3 separate regions of the Homo sapiens genome follow, and all the other regions are linked to region 2. Evidence: chromatin loops called from intact Hi-C (ENCODE). Cell type or tissue: heart right ventricle. All regions are shown on one strand.

What was found. Peaks named below come from ENCODE experiments on the same cell type or tissue, not always from the same donor. Only the 100,000 strongest peaks of a DNase experiment are listed, where the experiment ranks them.
Region 1: it touches region 2 in a loop (2.3-fold over the local background); 7 of 110 quality-filtered maps call a loop at or near these places.
Region 3: a loop joins it to region 2, with 2.2 times the contacts of the local background. A loop is called at or near these places in 8 of 110 quality-filtered maps.

Annotation. Positions count from the first base shown.
Region 1 is chr18:55,502,711-55,507,710 of GRCh38, reverse strand. The region is part of intron 3 of TCF4 (transcription factor 4); the gene reads left to right. Among named protein-coding and RNA genes, the nearest start is that of MIR4529, 26 kb to the right of the region's middle. In heart right ventricle, no CTCF peak of the experiment used is centred here; no DNase peak of the experiment used is centred here; H3K27ac peaks cover 2,599 bases.
Region 2 is chr18:55,340,976-55,345,975 of GRCh38, reverse strand. All of the region lies in intron 8 of TCF4 (transcription factor 4), which reads left to right. Among named protein-coding and RNA genes, the nearest start is that of TCF4-AS1, 110 kb to the left of the region's middle. In heart right ventricle, a CTCF peak has its summit at 2,332; no DNase peak of the experiment used is centred here; H3K27ac peaks cover 2,352 bases.
Region 3 is chr18:55,492,709-55,497,708 of GRCh38, reverse strand. All of the region lies in intron 3 of TCF4 (transcription factor 4), which reads left to right. Among named protein-coding and RNA genes, the nearest start is that of MIR4529, 16 kb to the right of the region's middle. In heart right ventricle, no CTCF peak of the experiment used is centred here; no DNase peak of the experiment used is centred here.

The DNA.
Region 1 (5,000 bases), 160 kb before region 2:
CTGTGTGTGTCCCCTTAGCTGTTGCTGTTCAGGTGCAAAGGTGTTCATTTCTTTGTCTACCCATGTGTAGTTGCCTGATATCCAACTAAACTGCATCAAAATATGGAACCCCTAGGTAGGCAAAAAAGATAATTAGAATACAGTAGTCCCCCCGCCCCCCTTATCTGTAGTTTCATTTTCTCTAGTTTTAGTTACTGTCCATCAGCTGTGGTCCAAAAATATTAAATGGAAAATTCCAGAAATAACTCCTAAGTTCTAAATTGCTCGCCATTTGATGAAATCTGCACTGTCCTTTGCCATCTCATCCGGGACATGAATCCTTACTTTGTCCAGCAGATTCACACTCCAGACACTCCCTGCCTATAAGTCACCTCTAGGTTTTCAGATTGACTGTTACTATGGCAGTGCTCAGGTTCTAGTCACCCTTTTTTGACTTAACTATGGCCCCAAAGCACAAAAGTAGTGAATCTGGCAATTCAGATATGCCAAAAGAAAGCCATGAAGTGCATCCTATAAGTTACAAGGGCAAAGTTCCCCACTTAAGAAAAGGCCAGGCCTGGTGGCTCATGCCTGTAATCCCAGCACTTTGGGAGGCCAAGGCGGGCGGATCACCTGAGGTCAAGAGATCGAGACCAGCCTGGCCAACATGGTGAAACCCCATCTCTACTAAAAATACAAAAATTAGCCAGACGTGGTGGTGGACGCCTGTAATCCCAGCTACTTGGGAGGCTGAGGCAGGAGAATTGCTTGAGTCTGAGAGGCGGAGGTTGCAGTGAGCCAAGATTGTGCCACTGCACTCCAGCCTCAGTGACAGAGCAAGCCTCCATCTCAAAAAAAAAAAAAGAAAAAAAAAAGAAAGATCATATGCTGAGGTTGCAGTATATTATAATTGTTCTATGTTACTCTTAGTTATTGTTGTCAGTCTCTCACTGTGCCTGATTTATGAACTAACTTTATCATAGGTATATATGCATAGGAAAAATCATAGCGTATATAGAATTTTGTGCTATCTGAGGTTTCAGGCATCTGCTGGAGATCTTAAAACCTATCCCTCTCTTAGAGTGAGTACTGTGATTATGTTTAAATAAATGAATGCATGCTTGCTTGTGGAAATATTTTTGTGTGTGGGGTATGTATATGTGTGTGTGTGTGTGTTGCATGTGGACATTTTAATGTGTGTGTATTATCCTAGCTGATGGTTTTCCTTTGGACATTTGGGTTCATTTTGTAGAAAGAAAATGCAGTTTTAGAATCAGGAAGCTGATTGGATGATTCCATCTGAATATATGTGTGTGTATAAATAAAATATATTATCAAAAGCCTGACTTGACTTGGGAACTGGGAAGTAGCAGCCTCAGGTCCTCCTAGGTTTATTGGAGTTACACTTATTAGTAAGTAGCCTAATCCTCTCTGCAAAGAGAGGAAGTACAGTTTTATGATAGAATCACGTGGGATGAGGATCATTGAACCAGAGAGAAACTGCTGCTGTTTGATTTCCACTGCAGGTCATCAGTATTTCTTGATCTAGAACAATGATAAAAAGTGTTCTGGTCTTTAAGCAAAACTCAGATTTAGGCTTTATCCTTAGAATCTGATCTTTAAAACTGGAAGCACAAGCTTTCCAGCTTTGAATTCACTCCATTTCAGAGATGAAGAAACCATTTCTCAAAGAGGTGTCTCTGTTGAGGTTTCACAGTGAACAAGTCAGGTCAGCTGAATCCAGGTCTAGTGTTATTTCCTGCAAATACATTTTATTTTTCATTTTTGCAGTAATCTTTAGATTAAACCCACTCCTATACTGTTGGATTAGTTAGGCACATGGACTGGGTGTATGTTTCCCAGATTTGAAGGTTGGTTCTCCATGTCATAGTTATTTGTTCTGGTTGCTTTTTTTTTTTTTTTTTTTTGAGACGGAGTCTCGCTCTGTGGCCCAGGCTGGAGTGCAGTGGCGGGATCTCGGCTCACTGCAAGCTCCGCCTCCCGGGTTCACGCCATTCTCCTGCCTCAGCCCCCCAAGTAGCTGGGACTACAGGCGCCCGCCACTACGCCCGGCTAATTTTTTGTATTTTTAGTAGAGACGGGGTTTCACCGTTTTAGCCGGGATGGTCTCGATCTCCTGACCTCGTGATCCGCCCGCCTCGGCCTTCCAAAGTGCTGGGATTACAGGCGTGAGCCACCGCGCCCGGCCCGGTTGCTATTTTTTCTCAGTTTTCTTATCTGTACAGTGGCGGTAGTTATTTCATAGAATCATACTGAGGACTAAATAAGTTATTTCTTGTAAATTACTTACATGAGTACCCAGCATAAGTGTTAGCTATAATAATTATTATGTTATTAATGATTATGTCATTATTATGTATTGTTGATAGTAATATAATAATATATTGCTTTTTAGACACTTTAGTTAGCTATCCAGCATATGACAATAAAAAGGTGGCTCTATTGAAGAGAAGGATTCCATAATTTTCTTGTGAAATTAGCGCCATAAATCATTGAACATCTTGCTTCAGTTTTGTGTGAATTATTTGGATTGACTAAGTACTCTTGGTACTGGGCTGAGTTACCATCTGCTGTGTTTTGCTTCCATAGGTCAGGCTTATTCTCCTAGGGAATGGTGAGGTGGAAAAAAATGCCAATAACCTAACCCCAAAATGTATCCTAACTGTCTTGTTCACATTTATAGGACAGTTTTATTGCTGTAGGTAAGACGGATAACTGGGCACTATTCCAGCATCTTGGCAGTTTTCCTTTTTTCAAGGTACTAATATTAGGATTAGCATGTTGTTTTAAAGCCATTGCCTTTCTGCACCTTATAATTGCTTGTTCTTGGGGGAGGCTTGGAACATTTGAATTACGGTTTTTCTGCCAAATATGGGAGAGGTTGTCTGTTTTGTTTTAATACTTCGATTGGTTTTTAAAGTTGGTACTACAGTCCATTTTGCCAACAGACAACACAAATTAGAGGCAGTGTGGGCACACTGTGTATGGGGCAGATGCAGAGAGGGGCAGCGAATATGCATGAGCGAGAATGTTATAGCTCTGTCAGTTTTTGTATGTGTGCCTCAGTTTATTTTTGGTATTGATACCAATGTTCGGCAATACAGTGATTTGCCTCCTCTATTTTGTTTCTAAATCAAAGCCTTGGCAGATTAAAATGACTAGGAAAAGATTAAATTGTTAATGGTATAATCATATTTTTCTCTAAAGCATTGAAGAATTACAGTGTCTATACTTATTAGCATGTGATAACTTTAGTGATTGAAATGTTTAGCTAGTTTTACTCAAATATTAGTAGGATTTCTAATTTTCATAGGAGAGCCTAGTGCCACAAAAGTTACTGGTAACTAGCACTCTTCAGTTTTCATCTTCATGTAACTGTTGTGAGCATTCAAGGAAGGAGCTGGGAAATGGTTTAGTCTTCATAGATGCTCAACAGATGTGAGTTCTCTTTTCTCCCATGTATACGTTTCTTATCTTTTTGTAGAGTTCATGGGAGCAGCATTTATGGATTCAGACTTATATTGTTGACAATGTCCTTGCTACCTGATAGATGATCAGTAAGTGTTGCAGAACGAATACATATGAGAGCAGCAGAGATAGGAGTACATTAGGGCAATTAGAATAGATTCCTTTTTTTGTTTGTTTTTTGAGACAGAGTCTGTTGCCCAGGCTGGAGTGAGGTGGATCGGTCTCACTGCAACTTCTGCCTCCTGGGTTCAAGCGATTCTTGTGCCTCAGCCTCCTCAGTAGCGGGACTACAGGCATGTGCCACCACACCTGGCTAATTTTTATATTTTTAGTAGAGATGGAGTTTCATCACGTTGGCCAGGCTGGTCTCGAATTCCTGGCCTCAAGTGATCCGTCCACCTCGGCCTCCCAAAGTGCTGGGATTACAGGTATGAGCCACAGTGCCCGGCCATTAGAATAGATTTCAAAGAAAAGTTGACTGTGCCAATCTCTGCTCCCTCCTGTATGTTGTTAAGTCTACAGGGCCATATTGCCTAAAGAAACGGAGTTCCCCAAGAATGTGTTAGGAATAACAAAAATTCTGTACTTTGACCTGAAAATTGCGGTTCTTGAGCTGGTTATTTTTCTAGGTATTGTTGGAAGTTATGAGTCAGAGTTAGGTACTTATTCGTGGATAACACAAGGACTTCTGTCAGAGATCTGGATGCTGTCAGTAGAATCTCTGTTTACCCTCTTGGGCTCAGTTTATTCATCTATTCTATGAGGAGGAGTATGCCTGTTTGGCCTTCCTCTTAGGTTGCTTTTGAGAATGAATGAAATAATATGTGAAAATTCTGTTCATAAGTGTAGAAGATGGCTAGTGATGATGATGATGATGATGATGAAATTGATGATGCCCAAAATATGGAGAATCTAGACTGAATTTATGGCTTTCTAACTTCGAATTTTCGGCTTTCTAACTTCGAATTTTCAGGAATGCATGATGATAGAATGTTTTTATTTCTGATATCCACTGCATTGTTTCTATAGACCTTCAAAGTTTGACACAAATAACTAAATTATTTTGTTTTGTTGGTGAGGATCACTTTTATTTTAGCGGTGTATCCTGTTAAAATAACCTTGCATGAGGATTCTCAAAGTTATACTAATGTTGCACTAGTAACTAAGGCAGTTCCAAAAAGAGACATTTAGAATGAATAAGGATAAATCAAAAGTAATTCATATCCATTGGTAAGGAGGTGGCACATACCAAGTGTCAACTGTAGATATTTTAGAAATTGAAGTGTTACCATGGAATCAAAGTATTCCACTGTAAGGTTGAATATCTCAGGATACCTACTTTAAGTCGTCGATTAAGATGAAGTTAATATTCATTTTACATATCCTGCTTGAAACCTCTTATGCTGTGAAATTTTCCTGTCTATTAAGAATAGTTTTAGAAAAATGAATTAGCTAATTCCTTAACTTGTATGTAACTTGAATATAAGTTCCTTTCCTTAACTTGTGTGAAAATCAGTTCTCCTTTGTGAAGA
Region 2 (5,000 bases):
CTGTTTTTTCCTTATTAGTGGGCTGGAAATTATGTATGATTTAAAAAATCAGTACTGAACTCAGAAATATATAATTTCCTACATCACTTTTGAAATTGATCATAGGGAAATCAGAACGATGCTTTTTCATGTCAACAAATTTTAACAAGTAATAATACAATTTTCTTTAAGATGAAAGTTTTATTGAAATATGATATCGATCACAAGTGAACGAAATATCAGCCATCTGGGCTCTATCCTTTTTAGGAAAGTCTGGAAGTAGCCGATTGTGTGGTAAGACGTAAAAGGAGGAAACTCTTCAAGGTTCATCCCTGCAGGGATAGATACTTTGTGAAGAAGTATAATTGTTAAGTGTTTAAAATATTAAGATAGCTCTCAGTATTCACTTTTAAACTTAGTGTGCCCATTTTCTAATTAAAGATATTGGAATATGAGGTTTGGATATTAAAATTGTGCTTATTAATGTTTAGGCAAGAAGGAGGTTAAGAGTGGCACAATTAAGTCATCTCAAATAGGACAAAACTATTCACACAATTTACACGGCATATATAACATGACAATGGGGAACAGTGAAAGCTGAGAAAATATTCATGACAGAGAAAGTATTTTTGTGTGTGTGCAGTTAATGCTGAATTTGCTAAACCAGACTTCTAGTTCAGCATGTGCGTTTTTTTTTTTTTGTGAAAACCAATCTTATCTTCTCTATTACACATTGAGACTATAGAGTTTATGATTTTTATGAATTGCTGATATATGAAAAAATATAGGAGAATCTTTATATTTGTTTTGATTGGAGGCTTTTGTTCCATTAAAAATTTTTCAGAAAGCACACAAGAGGCTTGCACATACTCAACATACATACTATTAGGCATTCTAATATCCCAGAAGTTTGCTCAAGGATTTCTGAATTTTTGTTTGGAATTTTGGAATAATGAGCTCCTTCATCCACTATCCTCCTCTTCTCTGCCTTGAAGCCCAATCCTGCACCCTTTAAGAAAGAAGGCTTCTGGTGTGCATATTTTAGATAGAAAGAGAGAAGAAATATAAAGGAAAAGACAAGCATGAAGGTTAACTGTGGATGAAAGGTTTGTGTATTTTTGAGCTATTCCTGCTTTATCTTTACAAACAAAAAGGTTGTATGCCCCAAACACTCAAACAAAACACCACCAGTTCATTCCTTCCCCCAGAAAGAAGCCTTCCTGGCCAGCAGCACCCCATTTTTCTACTCAGTGATCTCTTCTAAGGAGTGGTGCCTGATGTATCTTCCTACTCTCCAATGTGTTTTTATTTTTAATCAAGTATTCAAAATAGTATTTTGCATGCTAAGATTTATCAGGACTTTCGTTAAGATGTTAGCAGCTGCTAACATAAACAATAATAGCATTTAGTGTAAAACTGGACTTGTTGAGAAAAGAGAAATACATTTCTGGGAACTGCTATTTTGAACTTTATCATTTTCACTGAAGAGTATATTTTGGTGTGAAGTTTTGGACTCGAGAGTGGTTTAAATTACTGAGAAGTGTAGGAAACCACTGCAGGGCTGCTTTACCCAGAGAGAATTATAACAGGGCTTGCATGTATTTTGAAAATAAAACCTTTTTCTATGGCATCCAGCTTAACTGTGAATTTATATTTACGAAATAATGTAGATAAATGCCTTGATAATTTGATTGAATACCATTTTTTAACTTTTAAAATTTAATTGATTGAAATAGTTTTATTTGCTAACATAGCAAAATGTTCTCCTTTTTTCCAGATCACTGACAATTTCTGCATTTTCTATGTTTTCTTGGTTTTGAATAATTCTAAAGGTTTTCATTGAAAGTAATGAATCAGGAATTGGAGGGCTAAATAAGATTCTCTTAGAAGATGTGGCAGTAATCCTAAAAGAATAAGGAGTCTCTTCAAGAATTGTCAAAGTTGTATTTTCTTAAGGCAGAATCCATACTTGTCAGGCTGTTGACAGACACTTGCTTTGTCTTGGCTTTTGTTTGATTTTTTACATAACTGCACTGGATTATTAAACTGAACATAAAATTGCACCTCAAAGCAATAGCACAGGATTTTCAGCCTTGATCAATTTCTACTATCCCCGGATGTGTGTGTGCACGCGTGTGTGTGTGCACCCATGTGTATGAGTGTGCTTCTTTTAAAGGAATAGGAGCTTTTATACAATGTGGTGCAAAACTTATAGTTTTAAATACTTAATTATTTTATCTGGAAACAGCAGCATGTGAGTGATTCTTTTTTAAGTTGCAGCTGCTGCATAGGTGTAGAGCTATTTGAGGAGTTTGATGCTTTACTTGAGCATATACTCCCTCTTCAGAGAAGTTAAGGTAGTGCAGAAGTTTCTGCATTTTGTAAAATTTCAGGGTTGAAAATAAAGATGCTTTATGATTTGGTGAGATGGATAGATTTCACTTCTGAAAGAATGTGCAAGTTGTATTTTGAAAGGAACATTTTAAGAATTCTACTTAAGTGGTTTAGTGACACCCACTCTTGTCTCTTGTCTGACTTTGTCATCTGAGGAATTAATCATAAATAAGCCACTAGGGATGAAACTTGATATATAAGTGCTTACTTCCAGAGTAATAAGAAGAGGAACTGTGTGTGTGTTAAATTTCACTAAATTTATTTTGATTATTCCGTAGAGCAGGAAATAGGAACATTTCGTAGTGAAGCTCTCTTCATAGCAAACTGTAAAGAAAATTTCTCAGTGTGTTGCCATATGTTGGCAGTGATTAAAGGGCATTTCCTTTGTGAAACATGGAGCCATATTAGAAAGACTTATATTTTCTCATAAAAATGACCTTTGCAAGTACATTTAATCATGAAAACTGGTGTCATTCGTCACATACACATACAAAAAGTGTCACTGTTACCATTAGGGATTTTAGGAAAATGCTACTTTGGAACAATTATTTTGATGGCATCTGAGAAAGAATACCTAAGTGTCTACAGGAGCCTCCTCCCTCCATGGCCCATATCATTCTAAATATGCCTCCTGAATTACGCTTATAATAATATTGTAATGTCTTTCATTCTACCGATTGGCACAGTATATCATTATATCATTAGCTGCTATGAGAAAGCAGTTTCAAGTAGGTGGCAGATTCTTAGCATTAATGTTTTCAAGTAACCCTGTTTGGAGAATTGGGTTGTTTCACAGGTGCTCAGGTACATTAACACAGTACAATAATATTTTCTGGCTTGCTTTTTATGAAACGAACTTGAAGTACAAAATAATTTAATAACAAGTGGAGTATAAAAACTGGAGCTCTAGCTTAAGAAAGTTTAATAACTCAAGACGTTAAAGGATAAGAAAAAAATTGTCTAAGGAGGCAGCAGTGTTTAGCTCATTTTGCGTTACTACTAAAGCTGAAATTTATTAGGAGAATGTTTATGGCCTGATTATTTAGACTTGTTGAGTTAGTTTAAATTTTTTAAACGATTTGGTCAAGTAGAAAAGCACAGTTCTGTATCTATTGTACTATTTGAAAGTATTGTTACATAAAATAAATTCGAAATTCTGCCATTTAATACTCAGGCATATGATTCAGGAGTGAAATTGCATTGCCAGAACCTTGGGGTCCCTCATGTATCTTAATATGAATTTTATTTTTAGAGGTGTATAAGACATTGGCACATATAATCTGTGGCTTAATTGATAACAGCAAAGAAAATGGAATTAAAAATATTTATTATTAACAGATACAGTTGGGATTACAAAATTCAAACTGCAGTCAGTAATTATTTTACAAATAAATGCTATTTCATTTTCCCTTTAGTAAATATATCAGTAACTTCACCCAATATTGATGTAAGTGAAACCCGACAGTAACAAGCTGGGAGTGCCCAGGTAGAAGGGGAAAAAAGCATGTTCATTTATTCATTCATTCCTTTCTCCGTTTATACTTATTCAAAGAGTATTTTTCATTGCAGCTAAAAACTAGACACACCATGTAACATGGAACATGTCTTTTTCTTCTATGTATTCTTATTTAAATCGTGGAGCTTTTCAACTGAGATTCTTCACGTTTAATGAAATTTGCAGTCTTGTGTCACTTGCGTCACAATTTGTAGGAATAACCTTAGCATTTTAAAGAGTATACCGTGTAGCCTTTTGAGAAAGTCATGCATTTGAAAAATAAAATAACCCACAAAGTGTAACACATGGACTTTTGTCCCTTAAGCTGATTGCCCTTACTCACTTGTCACCACCTTTACGAGAGTGAGGGATATGTTTTAGATACATTTTTTTTTGTCCTATAGAAACCAGACTCACTGCTTTACTTATGCGTATTACTCTGAAATATATTTCCAGTGAATGAATATAGTAGTAAAAGTGGTGTAGCAAGGTAGAAAAAACACTGCACTAGACATAAAAAGACCTTTCAAGTATAACGTCTGACAGCCTCTACTTACACACCCAGTGGCCTTGGTTAGGTCACAAACCTGCTTCTCTGTCTACAAAGCAGGTATAAAATAGTGCCTGCATAATAAGGTGGTGTCAATATACTGATAACAAACCTTTATCAAAGTACTTATTCCATGCCAGAGTACTTATTCCATGTTCTAAGTGGTACACTATTACATCATTTGCATCTATTGAATCATTTATTCCTATAAAAATCCTGTGAGATGGGTACTACTGTTTATTCAAGAGACTTAAAAATGAGACACAGAGAGGTGAAGAAACATGTCTGCGGTCACACATAGTAAGTGGCAGAGCTGGGAGTGAGACCTGGGCAGCCTGTCTCTAAAGTTTCTGTGTTCTTAACCATAGTGCTGTCTATGCTGCCTAGCGTTTCAGACACTCTGTAGACCAAAAAGCTCTCTACAGCAAGGTTGTCATTAAGTTAGCAAGTATTTGACTATCTACAATAAATTAATATTCAGAAATTTCATTTCACTGTAGAGTGATCATCAGTATCTCTGTATAGTCATGTCCTATAACTTTTGCCCAAGCAAATCAGTATGCCAGGCAGTCCAGGGGAGCA
Region 3 (5,000 bases), 150 kb before region 2:
AATAATTAATGTTTTAATAGCTTTACATGAACTCAAACATTCCTCCTGCTTTTAATTTATAAAATAAGGAAAATAAGGTAAATAGTTATAACAAATATAACTGCTAGGTTGAATGATATACTTAATAACTTGTATATTTTAGTTTGGTTTAAAAAGATCTGAACTAATCATTTGTAATTTGTAGCCTTATTGAAGACAAATATTGTATCCCCTTATGCAAATATGAAATAATGAAAACTGCATGCCGTATATAATAGTTTGCTCTTCTTTTAATTTCTTCTCTCTTTCCCTCATAGACAAGATTGATAAATGTATGTGCATATATTATTTATCTGTTCATATAAGGACATGTAATTGACTATTAGATATGGTAATTGCATAAATATATCTTATTCAAGCTCATTTCCTTTTCTGTTTATAAAATAAATGTTTTTGTTAAATTGGAATATGTACTGAAATAGAAGTGCCTAATTTAGGATTCAGAAACTAGGTACACAAACAAAAATCAAACAAAATTCTGGGAACCTTTGACAAACTTGTTCTTTAACCTATATGTGTTTAAAAAATTTGTTCATCATGTTTGCTGATTATTGAAGATATTTATAATAGAATAAGGGTTTCCTTCATCACTAACACACCTGCTCGGCTGATTTGCTCCCAGTGGAAATATGGTTGAACCTTTAGAAAGAACGATGTTTTTTTGCCTTACGAGTATCAGGATGCCATTTTTGGTCTTTCTTTAAATTTAAACTTGGAAATGGTATCCTCCATATATTCTCTTGTGGCTTTAAACTTTTTTTTTTTTTTTTTTTGTAATTTTACAGCTCTTGTTCAGTTTGATTCTCAGCAGCAGCTGTATTCCATTGTAGACTGCTGTGTTTCAGCAATTGATGGATCCTGTATATATTCTACTATTTAGAGTATATAAAGAAGTTGGGACTCTTGCAAGTGGCAAGGACTATATAACTGGGTTACTATGGCTTTCATTATTTTTGTTATTATTGTGACAGATTGTACAGTAATATGCTAACAAAGATTTATGGCATCATGCAGCAGTAGGAAATGTTGGGATGGAGGAGAAAACTCATGTTAAAACAAATGTCTATAATAATAAGAGGAAAACAAAACTTCAAAAAAGCTGAGAATTGTTTCTAGTATAAATATTTTTATTAACATTTGTTATGGTTGAAGATCTTGAGAGGAACTGTTCATGCATTTCTGCAGTTTAGATTATGCTGTATGCCTATTTGTGCATCATCGTTCTTAGGAGATTGTTCTTTCTTCTGGTTTTTTTTTTTTTTAGTTTTTTTGTTTTACTGGAACACATAGGTATTGAATATGCAATGAACAGAAAATTTATGGAGGGCAGAGTTATGAGTATCTGAGGAAAGTTTAATTACTTTTATAATTTAGATAAGCTTCATAATTTATTGTAACACGCTGTACTTTGGCACAATTTGTAACAATTATAAAGCACTTGAATTTAGGTTCTTTACTTGGCAGCTATCAACAGAGTTAGCTGTATGAAAACTTTAAGCATTTACTTTCCTTCCTCCGCCTTGCATTACAGGCTTACGCTGTAGTAGTTTTGTTGCTCCCACTTTCATTTGCCACATCTCTGGGTTTTATGTATCACAGTATAGTAGGCTTGTGGCTATACACTAGGAAGCAGACGAAGAGAGAACCTGAAGATACCTCCTGATGCCCAAACCTAGGAAAGGGAAAAATGCAGAAGAACTCAGACGACTCTTGGAAATGATTCTTGCCTCAATTAAAAAGACCTCACCACTCACCTCCATGTAAAGGACAGGTCGTGAATTATTCAAATGATTCAGAAATCAACATTTAAAAAAATGAACATAAATTCCTTTTCATAATTAAAGAGCGGTGGAAAATGGCTCTTTTCTTAGGTCTAGATTATATTGCTGTTAAAGGAATTGCTGCCTAGTATACAATTTTTTGACATTGTTTTCTACAACATCAATCTTATTTGTTGTCCTTTTTTGTCACGCCTGTTAAATGTGTATTTTTCTGTGTTGATATTGAAACTAATGTACAAAGTGTGACATCTCCAAAAACTGATTTGGTTGTTCCTAAAAACATTGGTCCTTAAAAGTATATTTATTTGCAGCCCAGGAATTTTTAGCTTCACATTTTTCTTTTAATAACTAAACTGTAGAACAGAATTAGCTCTCATAAAACCTTGTACTTGCTGAACAACTCTCATAATTAAATGAATATAATGATTTTATGTGACACTTTGAACTTCTAAAGTTCTTTCACATCTATGTATGTTTAGGACAAGATTTAAAAGTTAAATTATTCTACAGTTGGAGTAGAAATAAGTGGCCAAGTATCCAACTTTTGTATCTCAAATACCTTCTTTTTTTTTTTTTTTCCCAAATACCTTCTTATATTCTCCACCGACTTTTTGGGCTGGCTAAGTGTGACAGAAATGGGAACTTTAGTTCTGGCTTTTGATTCTCTCATGTTAATGTAGGTTTTTGATAAGTCACTTGGTGCAAAACACTGAAACAACTTATCTATTGGCTTAAATGAGTCAACAGTCTGAATCAAACAGGTTGTGAATTGGTTAAAATAATAAACCAGTAACCCTGTGGTTGAGCTCTTGATGATTAAAGAACCAGACCTAAGAATGCATTTATAGTCTTTTAAAAGAGAGTAAAGACTCCCACTTCTTTGAGCTGTGTTTCTTTGTGTAGATTTCTTTTTTTTTTTTTTTAAAGAAAGGCTTCATTATCTGTTTCAGATCTTTATAGATGTTGCAATAAGGTACTCCTTTCTATTAGTATAGGATTGAAAGGATCAAAGTTAATAACTTGAACTGAGATGCTTTAAAATAACAAAATAGTTTATTATCTCTTTCCTTTTCAAGATTTATGTTCTTACAAGGGTACAATGTTCATGATTGAATGTGGTCCTACTGGTAAGGCTTCCATGTAATAGAAGAGTAATTCCCTTGTCTAGCATTCTCTGGGTTGTTTTAATGTTGCAGGTGAATGTGTTCTGCTGTGCAAATAAATGTAGTTCTCTTATTCACATTCCTGATGACTTGCATCCTTAAACCCTTTTGGTCAGGGTATTATTGTCCTTTATCCTGAAAAATGTCTGTGATTGTAGTGCCCTAATACTATAAATCAATGGGGACTGAATTCAGCGCCTGCTAAGTAGAGTGAGGCAACCCTTTAAATGCAAATGCATCAGGGCTAGTTTTAATGTAATTTTAATAAGGCTGAAACCATTTTGAAGTAGACTTAAATCATAATACTAATCTTAAAAGACTCTCTATTTAGCTGAGAAGTCCCTTTATTCTCACTGGCCATTTTTCCTCTGTGTGCATCCAAACCACCTTTCATGTGATTCCACAGTTTTTCATTTCTTTTTTTTTTTTTCTCAAATAGAATATATGTACAGTTTGTGGTTACTTTATTAGTTGGAGAAGAGCTTGTATTGACTAAAATTGCTTCACTTCTTTTTCTTCCTGGTTGTACATGCCTGACTAATCTGTGTGTGTGTGTGTGTGTGTGTGTCCATAATATTTCAATCACATTGCTGTGTTTTGGTCAGAGAAGTAAAAATCTAGCTGTCAATGCCAACTGGAGTAGTTATTTAAGAATATAATATTTAAGTAGGGGAGTATATGCAAAGTAATATAAAAATGAGGAAAACATTTACAAAATCAAATGTGACCTCAAGTCCAATATTTTTCAATCTTCTAAGTCTGTTGGTTTCACCACCTCACATTATTTCAATGTATGTGAAATATATCTTGCTGTTTATATTTGGGTTGATGGGACAGGTGCAGGATCTTTGACCTGGGGAAATAAATTGGATTAAGGACTAGCTTAACTAGTCTACAGAAACTGTAGACTACAAAAACTGAAGGCAAGAACCTACTGTCACATCTTTTGCAGAGAGACAAAGGCATTTTGGTATTTGGATATTTTACTTGGGATATGTATTTTGTGTATTTGTGTAATTTTGTATTAATTTACACAAACTTAAGTAAACAATATATTAATAAGATTCATCAAGTAATTTATAAATTAACTTTCCCACATTTTTCTGTGTTCAAGAATTATCAAGGAGATGTGTAAATATTGAAGCCTATACTATATTCCATTATTTGCTTTTAATGTATTTCATATAATTCAGAAAACAGTAATTTATCATTTACATTACTTCCCTTTTCCTATTGAGCCTTCTGAAAGAATAATGTAGACCAGCATTTTAAAAAAAAGCTTGTTTCAAGACATGTTAATAGAAATTTTATTTTCAGTCCATTCTGCATTAAATATTGTAAAACACCCCTAGAGAGTGATATTATTTGTAATGATTCCCAAATTGCTTTGACCAGAGAACTCCTTTTTTCATGAAATACCTCCCATGTGGAACATTCTGCAGAAGAGTTTTGTGAAATGCTAACTCAGCCCAAAAGGTTTTTTAAATTAAGGCCTTTCAAGTTGGTAATGGTATTTAGTTTCTTGTTTTTTAAAATAGACTTTGTTTAGGACAGTTTTCTAGGGTCACTGTGCCACTCATGCTGACTGTCCTGTCGTCTTGAAAAATACTACTGGTAACATGTGAACAGATATGGAGGTCCTCTACCCGAGTATTTTAATACCAAATAATAGCTATATCTTCTCAGATATTGGTAGCTATGTCAATGGAGATGTGAAATTGGCTCTATCGATGGCTTTTGTCCATTCTCCAAGAGAGGCCTGTCTTTGTGGGTGGAGGTGTTGGTGGATATGTGTATGTGTCTCCTTCTCTTACCCTCTTAACAGTTTGGTCACAGTGGTGACCAGTGAGTATAGAGCAGAGCCTTGACAATGCACCTGACTTTGGGCTTTAGCCAGATAGTATGAATGAGTGAAGCAGATGTTAAGGAGAGGTGAGTTTAGGGCAACTGGGGCATTCGTGCCCCCTCATTCATTCAGTTAACATTTCCAAGAATCCTGTGCAGGGCAAATAAGATC